2 separate regions of the Homo sapiens genome follow, and region 2 is linked to region 1. A link is a loop called in an ENCODE intact Hi-C map of the cell type or tissue named here. Cell type or tissue: ovary. All regions are shown on one strand. Links, peaks and the distances in the headings refer to the core of each region. The heading gives the core; the rest is flanking DNA. Region 1 overlaps ACOX3 (acyl-CoA oxidase 3, pristanoyl). Region 2 overlaps HTRA3 (HtrA serine peptidase 3).

Region 1 (5,365 bases), core at 294-5,293:
GGGAAGGTCGAGAAAATGAACGAAACACTCAAACAACATCTAAAAAAGCTAACTCAGGAAACCCACCTCGCATGGCCTGCTCTGTTGCCCATAGCCTTATTAAGAATACAAAACTCCCCCCAAAAAGCAGGACTTAGCCCATACGAAATGCTGTATGGACAGCCCTTCCTAACCAATGACCTTGTGCTTGACCGAGAGACGGCCAATTTAGTTGCAGACATCACCTCCTTAGCCAAATATCAACAAGTTCTTAAAACATTACAGGGAACCTGTACCCGAGAGGAGGGAAAGGAATTCCACCCTGGTAACATGGTATTAGTCAAGTCCCTTCCCTCTAAGTCCCCACCCCTAGATACATACTGGGAAGGACCCTACCCAGTCATTTTATCTACCCTGAGTGCAGTTAAAGTGTCTGGAGTGGAGTCTTAGACACATCAAACCCTGGATACCGCCAAAGGAACCCAAAAATTCAGGAGACAACGCTAGCTATTCCTGTGAACCTCTAGAGGATCTGCACCTGCTCTTCAAGCGACAACTGCGAGGAAAGTAACTGGAATCGTAGAGCTCCATGGCCCCCCCCGTCATATTTTTCTCTTTACTGTTGTCTTACCCCCCTTTCACTATCACCTCACCCCCTCCATGCCGCTATACTACCAGTAGCTCCCCTTACCAAGAGCTTCTATGGAGAATGCGGCTTCCCAGAAATATTGATGCCCCATTGTATAGGAGTTTTTCTAAAGGAAACCCCACTTTCACCATCCACACCCATATGCCCCTGCACTTCGGGCCACACATTTCAATCCCTGTATCTTTAACCTCCTTGTTAAGTTTGTCTCTTCCAGAATCAAAGCTGTGAAACTACAAATGTTCTTCAAATGGAGCCCCAGATGCAGTCCATGACTAAGATCTACCGTGGACCCCTGGACTGGCCTGCTAGCCCATGCTCCGATGTTGATGACATCGAAGGCACCACTCCCGAGGAAATCTCAACTGCATGACCTCTACTACGCCCCAATTCAGCAGGAAGCAGTTACAGCGGTCATCGGCCAACCTCCCCAACAGCACTTGGGTTTTCCTGTTGAGAGGGGGTACTAAGAGACAGGACTAGCTGGACTTCCTAGGCCGACTAAGAATTCCTAAGCCTAGCTGGGGAAGGTGACCACACCCACCTTTAAACATGGGGCTTGTAACTCAGCTCACACCAGACCAATCAGGTAGTAAAGAGAGCTCACTAAAATACCAATGAGGCTAAAAACAGGTGGTAAAGAAATAATCAGATCATCTGTCGCCTGAGAGCACAGGGGGAGGGACAATGATCAGGATATAAACCCAGGCATTCAAGCCGAATCGGGCAACCCTCTTTGGGTCCCCTCCCGTTGCATGGGAGCTCTGTTTTCACGATATTAAATCTTGCAACTGCACACTTTTCTGGTCCATGTTTGTTCCGGTTTGAGCTGAGCTTTTGCTTGCCATCCACCACTGCTGATGGCTGCTGTCGCAGACGCCCCGCTGACTTCCACCCCCCTCCAGATCCAGCAGGGTGTCCACTGCGCTTCTGATCCAGCGAGGCACCGGTTGCTGCTCCCGGGCTAGAGACTCGCCATTGTTCCCGCACAGCTAAGTGCCTGGGTTCATCCTAATTGAGGTGAACACTAGTCGCTGGGTTCCACAGTTCTCTTCCGTGACCCACAGCTTCTAATAGAGCTATAACACTCACCGCATGGCCCAAGGTTCCATTCCTTGGAATCCATGAGGCCAAGAACCCCAGGTCAGAGAGCAAGAGCCTTGCTGCCATTGGGACCGGCCTGCCACCACCCTGGGAGCAAAGACCGGCCAGTAACAATGCCTTGCTAGGGCCCAGTGTCTAGACAAGGTCTACTGTCTGGGCTGCTGCATTCCAAATACGGCGACACCTGGCTAGTGCCCAGGGTCTACTGTCTAGGCTGCTGCATTCCAAATATGGTGATGTCTGCCTAGTGCCCAGGGTCTACTGTCTGAGGCTACTGTCATCCAAATACAGTGACGCCTGCCTAGTGCCCAGGGTCTACCGTCTAGGCTTCTGTCATTCACATGAGACGCTTGGAGCAGTTTCTGGCAAGGAAGTGGGGCTTCAAGATCACTATTCTGGCAACAGCTGCCTCCAGTCTTCTCTGCGATGTGAATCACTTCCCTTTCGTGAACAGCTGCCTAGTTCAATGTGTAAAGTCCTCCGAATGCCCAGCACGTGGGCCACCGGCCCTCCTGGCCCCTGCTCTGGGTAACCCTGGCCCCCCCGCCCGCGAATCCTCACAGCCCCCACACCCCCGGGCCTGGCACTTTCAGTGCCCCCGCTCCCGCCCCGTCGCGTCCGCGCCCCTGGCGCTAACGCAGCCTCCACCTTCGGGCTCCCCGGTCCTCGCTGCTCTGCACCGTCCAACTCACCCAGCAGGCGCTCAGGGGATGCCTGTCGGCCCGCGACCGACTCGGAGTACTGGGACTAGCTGCCCGCACAGCGCAGCTGTCTCTGGCCTGGCCCCACTGCTCCCCCGCCACGCCTCTCGGCCTCCGTCCGTCCCATGGGCGGGGCGGAGCCGCGGGCGCCCTGACGTCATCGAACCGCGCCACCCTCGTTGCCCTGGAAACGCGGACGCCGCTGCCACCCGGGCGGGCTGGAAGCCACGAAGCTTCGCCAGGCGCTCCCGGGCACTCTTGCCTTCTCTGCTTTTAGGCAAGGCCTGGCTGACCGACTCTGGCGAGTCGCTGCCCTCTCGGAGCGCCGTAGTTCTGAGATGCAGTTCACACCGCGGCCCTTCTTGGGGCCCACTCCAAGGCTACTGGATCAGGACCCCCAGTCTGGGGCCGGGCATTTTCAAATTAATCAGCAGGCTCTAGGTGGTGGCTCATGCCTGTAATCCCAGCGCTTTCGGAGGCCGAGGCAGGAGGATCGCTTGAGGCCAGGAGTTTGAGACCAGCCTGGGCAACATAGTAAGACCCGGCATGCCCAAGAGCTTGCTGAAGTTTGAGAACCGTGGTTCTGCAGAGTTTCTCAGAGAGCCCCTAGTGGAAGTGGGCCCTCATTGACCAGAGCAGCAACCAGCTCAATCACCCACCCTTTACTTGTTTTTCTTTGTCTCACACTTTCCACTTCCTCACTCGTGCACTCCGAGATCAGCTCCATTTTCAATTACCTGCACCCAAAGCCTCGTCTCAAGGTCTGTTTGGGGAGATCCAAACTAAGACACACACACTTCTTATGAAATTTACAGAGACAGTGTTGTACCTGAGCGAGTTAGAGAAAACGCCACTCTTTGAGACGAATTAAGAGTGCATTTATTTAGCCAGCGGCCAAGAGACAGCTAACGCTTAAAGTTCTCTCGGCCCCGAAGAAGGGACTAGATTTTCTTTTATACTTTGGTTTAGAAAGGGGAGGGGAGTCTAGTTAAAACAATTTTACAGAAATAAAGTAGGCAAAAAAGTTAAAAGGATAAATGGTTACAGGAAAGTAAACAGTTCCAGGTGCAGGGGCTTTAAGACTATTACAAGGTGATAGACGCGGGGCTTTGGGCGTTATCAATCAGACGAATTCCTGGGAATTGCGGATATTGCTCGCCACAGTATCTTATCAGTTAATTGTATTCTTGGATGTGCTGGGAGTCAGCTTGCACAAGTTAAGTCCTTGAGGAAGGGGCTGCCAGTGAAAGAGCGAAGATGGAGTCTGTCTGGCTCTCTTAGCGAAGGGAGAGTTAATTCAGGTGGAAACAAGGCTAGGTGATTAAAGGAAAAGGGAGAGTCTAAAAACAGGGTTAGTAAAAACAAGGTTGGGCATTACAACAGAATCAACTAGACTTAGCAATTTGCCATGTAAAGAACAAGGAAGAGCCAGGCGTTGTGCGCCATGGTTCTCTCATCTGCAGTCCCAACTACTCGTGAGGCTGAGGCGGGAGAATCACTTGAGCCCAGGAGTTTGAGTCTAGCCTGGGCAACATAGTGAGACTCTGCATTAAAAAAAAAAAAGTGAAAAAAGCACAAGGAAAACTAAATCCAAAGGTTTGCATTTATAGGGAACTAAAAGATGGGCAGTGCAGCTCAGTTATGGGGAGGAGAAAGAGAAGTACAATTTTAAATGTGTATCAAGTTTAAGATGTTGGTAGGACATCTGGGTGGGGATACTCAGGTCATGTTTGGAAATTCTGTCTACTTCTGTTCTACTCTGAAATACCTTCTCCTTGATTCCATGGCAACATTTTTCTTCACAGTTATTACTGTTATTTAAACAGACATATAATTATGGGTATCAGTGGGAGCGTCCGATTGCAAAAGCAGAAGGAAGGGACTGAAAGATCATTTCGGGCCTGGCAGGTACCCTGCTAAGCAGTCGGAAGTGATCCTTAGTCTAGACTAGCCTTCCCAGCCAGGGGTCTATTGTGTTTTTGCAAAGGTCCCTGAATCCCCAGGAGCAACAAGGATTGCCTGAAGACAAAGCAATCATGGTCTAATAAAAAATACACACCACTGTTTTTCAAATGTTTGGAGATACTGTTGAGAGTAATAAAATAACCATTTATTGCAGAACTCACACCTCCTTTAGGTCACAATTTCTGCCAAAATTACAACTACTAATCAATTGGGTTCACATGTGTTACTGACATTAGAAAAACATCTTTCGGCTGGGTGTGGTGGCTCACACCTATAATCTTAGCACTTTGGGAGGTCGAGGTGGGCAGATCACTTGAGGTCAGGAGTTTGAGACCAGCCTGGCCAACATGGTGAAACCCCATCTCTACTAAAAATACAAAAATTAGCTGGGCATGGTGGCGGGCGCCTGTAATCCCAGCTACTTGGGAGGCTGAGGCAAGAGAATCGCCTGAACGCAGGAGGTAGAGGTTGCAGTGAGCCAAGGTAGCACCATTGCACTCCAGCCTGGGTGACAAGAGTGAAACTCCATCTCAAAAAATAAAAATAAAAATATCTTCCCACTGGGAAATGATTTGGGTCCATTGCAGGAGTGAGAGGGAGAGGGAAGCCATTTCTAGGTAGACATTGGAAGGCAGGCTAAAGGGGAAGAGCTCAGGGCATCTGGTGGCCAGTACAGGTAAAAGACAAGGGCCTGAGATAAGGCCATCTTGGTGGAGCTGGAGGGTGGAGAGGGAGCTGAGTGGCTTTTTATTGTTGGTTCTATTTAAGTTAGGGCATCATCACAAAATGACATGGAGAAAACAAAGCACAGGTTTCCAGCCTTGGCCAGGTCCTCAGGCTCCCCTCCCTTCTCTGCCTGTCCCTTTTCACCCTCCTCTTTTCACACTTGTCTTCCTCTACCCTCTGGCTTGTCAGGGCTGGCCTGTAGCAAGTTTTGGCCCCCTGACTTCACTCTCTCCATTTAGTTTCC
Region 2 (5,348 bases), core at 349-5,348, 120 kb before region 1:
CCAAGAAGGTCTCTTCTCAAGATCTTCAACTAATGACATCTATAAAGGTCCTATTTCCAAACAAGGTCACATTCTGAGGCTCTGGGTGTACACGAATTTGGGGGAACACCATTCTGCATTCCCAGGACACTCAAGTGGCAGAAGGTGCCTCCTCATAGCACACAGAGCCCTGGCCTCCCTCTCCAGCCTTGAACTCATCCTGCTGTGTCGGAATCACCTGTGGTGGGACCGCCCCACCCCATCCTGCCTCCTCGGCTGTCAGCTCCTTGGGAGCAAGGACTGTGACCTACTTATTCCTCCACTCTGCCCCAAAAGCAGGTCCACTGCAGAGCAGGTGCCTGGAAATGCTGAATGAGTGCAAGAAAGAAGGGGCTGGGGGAGAGGAAGCAGGGGCAGGATAGAAGGGAGGCTGGAAGTACAAACTTGAGCTTCGAGGTTTGAAGAAGGGAGAGGTCACTGCATCGGGAGCCTAGGAAGAACTCGAGAATGCTCAAGTGACCATTTCCTCAAAGCACACAGTCCCTAAAGCTGTCATTCCTCCTGTTTCACCAACTCTGCTAATCTAGGGGTGACATTTGAAAAAAATTATCAATGTCCAGTATGCCAATTTATCTTTTGTTTTCTGTCTCTTTTATCTGTCTGTCCATCCCACCTCTGTCCAGTCTTCTGTCTGTCTGTTCCATGACTCAGCATTGTCTGTTCATTCCATGACTCAGCATTGTCTGTCCGTTCCGTGACTCAGCATTGTCTGTACGTTCCGTGACTCAGCATTGTCTGTCCATTCCATGACTCAGCATTGCCTGTCTGTCCATTTCTCCTTCTATCCACCCATCCAGCATCATTCCTTCATTCATCCATCCATCCATCCATCCATCCATCCTCCCGCCCCTCCTCCCACCTGTCTACCCACTCTCTCTCCTCTCTTCACGCTTCTAACCAGCTATTGCTACCACGTTTCTCTTAAGAAGCACATCTGGTAGGGGACACAGAGTGGCCAGTGGTGGGACAGGGCAGTATGGGGGCCCAGAGGTGGCTCCTCTTCTGGTCTGGTGCTGGAGGGAGGGAGGGGCAGCTTCATACCAAAGAGCTGGGCAAAGGCTCAGGGGAGGGGCCTTGACGGCAGACTCTTTCCAGCCTGGTGGATGAGCTGAAGGCCAGCAACCCGGACTTCCCAGAGGTCAGCAGTGGAATTTATGTGCAAGAGGTTGCGCCGAATTCACCTTCTCAGAGGTAGGCTCTGCCAGAGGAGATCGCTCGAGGCATGGGGCAGGCGTGAGGTCTGGGCTGGGGCTGCCCCACTGACCTCATGTGACCTTGAGCTTCCCAGCAAAGTGACCGGGAAGGGGCAGGTGGATTCTAGCGTGTCTGCTAAGCCAGAGGAGGCTGGAGAGCTGAATGGTCCCTAGAGCCCTGACTGTGTACGTCCTAAGTCCCACAATGTCATTTCCTTCGAGAAGCAGAGGCTGAAGAGTCCCTGTTGGGCTAAGAACCCACTCCAAGCCAGACTCTTTCACTAGCTGGGGACCAGCCTGGGTCCTGGGTCTTTCTGGGACTCAGCTTCCTCATTGTAAAGTGGAGATAATTCAGCCTATTGTTTTTTTTTTTTTTTTTTTTTTTTTTTTTTTGAGACAGTCTCCCTCTTGTTGCCCAGCCTGGAGTGCAGTGTCGCGATCTCAGCTCACTGCAACCTCTGCCTCCTGGGCTCAAGCGACTCTCCTGCCTCAGCCTTCTGAGTAGCTCAGATTACAAGTGCCCACCACCATGCCCTGCTAATTGTTTTTGTATTTTTAGTAGAGAAGGGGTTTCACCACGTTGGCCAGGCTAGTCTTGAACTGCTGACCTCAGGCGATCCACCTGCCTTGGCCTCCCAAAGTGCTGGGATTTCTACCCCCAGGAGACTTTGTAGATGAAATGGATAAAGGATTGCTTTCTTTGAAGTCTTCCAGTACTAGAGAAATGTTAAGCATTGCAACACCATAGGCTGAGGCAGGCGTGCAGCGACACTACCACATGCTGGCATGGCTGACCCACTCCCAAGAAGGGCTCTGAACCAGTTGCCTCCCCTCCTTAGCCTCGGTCTTCATCTGCAGTGGGAAAAATCCACATATAAGTGGACCCACACAGTTCAGACCCATGTTGTTCAAGGGCCGACTGTACTGTGCATCCTCAGAGGCTGGGCTTGAAGGTGGGAGGCCCCGCGTGAACTTCTGTGATGAGCACAGATGGCACACTTGTCCTGCCCGCAGCAGGCCTGCAGTAAAAATTGTTGAAATTGGGTGAAATTTTCCACACACATCTCAGTTAATCCTCACTGCAGCCAGGGAGGTGCAGGCTCCTGCCCTCACCCATTTTACAGGTGGAGGGACTGAGGTTTAGAGAAGTTACTCTTCCAGGTCACACAGCTGGCATGTGAGGGTCCTGATGCTGGTGCCCACGCAGCTGAGCACAGTACCATCACCTTCCTTCCCAGCAGTGGGGAGGTCTCAGTGAGCCTCATGCAGAGAGAAGGCTGGCCCCGTGAGCTCTGCCTCCCACATAGACGTCTTCGTAACTGCAGTAACAGCAGAACCTACTCCTGGGCCTTTATAATTTGCAAAGTGCGTTTCCACATAGGATGGTAGACATGAAAACTGAGGCACAAGGGGACAGAGTGCCTGGCCCAGCTAGGAGGGCTGCAGCGGGAGCTTGAACCCACCCTTCTGACGCATGGGAGAAGCAGTTTGAAAGGTTGTTTCCCTGTCGTGTGACATTGGTTTTCTTCTGGTGTGAGAGCTTTGGGGCTGGGGCACTGTTCTTTCCCATCGAGATGACTTTTGTTGAAATGTTGTCATTGACCCTGACTGTGCCTCGCTCTGGGCCGGGCCTGGGAAGGCTGTGCCTGGGGAGGCGGTGGGTGGTGACCCCGTCTCTCCTGTTGGCAGAGGCGGCATCCAAGATGGTGACATCATCGTCAAGGTCAACGGGCGTCCTCTAGTGGACTCGAGTGAGCTGCAGGAGGCCGTGCTGACCGAGTCTCCTCTCCTACTGGAGGTGCGGCGGGGGAACGACGACCTCCTCTTCAGCATCGCACCTGAGGTGGTCATGTGAGGGGCGCATTCCTCCAGCGCCAAGCGTCAGAGCCTGCAGACAACGGAGGGCAGCGCCCCCCCGAGATCAGGACGAAGGACCACCGTCGGTCCTCAGCAGGGCGGCAGCCTCCTCCTGGCTGTCCGGGGCAGAGCGGAGGCTGGGCTTGGCCAGGGGCCCGAATTTCCGCCTGGGGAGTGTTGGATCCACATCCCGGTGCCGGGGAGGGAAGCCCAACATCCCCTTGTACAGATGATCCTGAAAGTCACTTCCAAGTTCTCCGGATATTCACAAAACTGCCTTCCATGGAGGTCCCCTCCTCTCCTAGCTTCCCGCCTCTGCCCCTGTGAACACCCATCTGCAGTATCCCCTGCTCCTGCCCCTCCTACTGCAGGTCTGGGCTGCCAAGCTTCTTCCCCCCTGACAAACGCCCACCTGACCTGAGGCCCCAGCTTCCCTCTGCCCTAGGACTTACCAAGCTGTAGGGCCAGGGCTGCTGCCTGCCAGCCTGGGGTCCCTGGAGGACAGGTCACATCTGATCCCTTTGGGGTGCGGGGGTGGGGTCCAGCCCAGAGCAGGCACTGAGTGAATGCCCCCTGGCTGCGGAGCTGAGCCCCGCCCTGCCATGAGGTTTTCCTCCCCAGGCAGGCAGGAGGCCGCGGGGAGCACGTGGAAAGTTGGCTGCTGCCTGGGGAAGCTTCTCCTCCCCAAGGCGGCCATGGGGCAGCCTGCAGAGGACAGTGGACGTGGAGCTGCGGGGTGTGAGGACTGAGCCGGCTTCCCCTTCCCACGCAGCTCTGGGATGCAGCAGCCGCTCGCATGGAAGTGCCGCCCAGAGGCATGCAGGCTGCTGGGCACCACCCCCTCATCCAGGGAACGAGTGTGTCTCAAGGGGCATTTGTGAGCTTTGCTGTAAATGGATTCCCAGTGTTGCTTGTACTGTATGTTTCTCTACTGTATGGAAAATAAAGTTTACAAGCACACGGTTCTCAGCCAGCAGGGCACTGGGGCAGCCTACCCACCACTGGCCAGGGTTCTTCCTGGGGACCCATCTAACACATGACTGGGCATACCTGCAAAGACACGGGCCTTTAAAGGGTTTCTATGACAGCTGAGCACTGGGGCACACCAGGTCTCGGGGTCATGTGGCGCTGTGGAGGGCCAGCTCCGAGTCAGGCAGCCCGGCTCAAGTCCTGGCTCCTCCGCTTACTTCCGGCTTCGTGGTCTTGGGCAAGAGATGTTCCCCTCCCTACCTTGGCCTCTGCCTCTGTCCAGCAGGAAGGCTGGCTCTGCTGTGCTGACCTCCTGGATGCCCTGGGATGCAAGGTGACAGATGCAGCACTTGGGAAGCCACCCGGCTTACGGGGAGCTCCCACTAAGCCCCACTGTGCACGTCTGGTCACATGAAGAACCCTTTCTCACATCTATTTCACCCTCCCTGCCACCCATCCAGCGATGGGGAAACTGAGGCAGAGAGCAATTTCAATGAGCAGGAGGTCCAGGGACACTGCCCAGAGTAGCTGGAAGCGCAGCACTGGGAACCGTGAACTTGCCCCCAACCCTCTGCTCCACCCAGAGTGGGCCACCCCTGCCAGGCCCCCAGCCACTCTGGGCCCATCTAGGCTTCCATCCACCTGCCAGGCTTAGGCAGCCATGTCCACCTTCCAGGCCCTGCTCTCACTCCCGCCTGCGGCCTGGGCTCTCCACACACACCCTGGCCCCAGAGAGTAGGCTGTTGCCCCTCAGTCTTTGGGCCCTGGCTGAGAGGAGCCTATTGGGTGTTGGGGGGCTGAGGTCGGGAAGAGGGCATGGAGAGCTCTGACCTTACCAATTATTGGAGAGGCGAGCACTTGGGGGAGGGTTGAGGGCCACCAGGGAAACCACGACCCCCATTCCCACAGCTCTCCCAAATCTGGAGGGTCAGCGGTAACTGTGGTGATTTCTGGGGTCCTGTAGGTTCTGGGGGAACCGGGTCTGGAGATTCTGCCCATTCACACTGTCCCTGCATCGGTGTCCACCACATGAAGCCACTTCTCCCTTGATGGCTATTCCCACCTTGCGGGGGACAAGTCTTGACACCCCAGCTCAGACCACCTTCTCAACCCCCTGTGTCTGCCCTGCAAATGCCTCAGGGGAGAGCGGATCACAAATCCCAAACCCACCCACTCACTCACAGATGGGCCATGCTCTGCCTCAGGGGAGAGCGGATCACAAACCCACCTGCTCACTCACAGATGGGCTGTGCTCTCCTGGCTCTGTCTGGGTCGCGCTCACCTTGCAGC

Evidence for each region. A loop is a pair of places that touch in the nucleus more often than their neighbours do. Peaks named below come from ENCODE experiments on the same cell type or tissue, not always from the same donor. Only the 100,000 strongest peaks of a DNase experiment are listed, where the experiment ranks them.
Region 2: a loop joins it to region 1, with 31 times the contacts of the local background. A loop is called at or near these places in 1 of 110 quality-filtered maps.

Annotation. Positions count from the first base shown.
Region 1 is chr4:8,425,930-8,431,294 of GRCh38, forward strand. All of the region lies in intron 1 of ACOX3 (acyl-CoA oxidase 3, pristanoyl), which reads right to left. Among named protein-coding and RNA genes, the nearest start is that of ACOX3, 12 kb to the right of the region's middle. RefSeq lists a silencer at 2,333-2,562. In ovary, for the core only: a CTCF peak has its summit at 2,619; a DNase peak (open chromatin) is centred at 2,542; H3K4me3 peaks cover 1,676 bases; H3K27ac peaks cover 438 bases.
Region 2 is chr4:8,303,050-8,308,397 of GRCh38, forward strand. It overlaps HTRA3 (HtrA serine peptidase 3), which reads left to right. Exons shown (of 9, transcript NM_053044.5): 8 at 1,135-1,230; 9 at 2,922-4,049. The coding sequence ends at 3,087. Among named protein-coding and RNA genes, the nearest start is that of LINC02517, 14 kb to the right of the region's middle. In ovary, for the core only: no CTCF peak of the experiment used is centred there; DNase peaks (open chromatin) are centred at 3,052, 3,252 and 3,622; H3K27ac peaks cover 1,082 bases.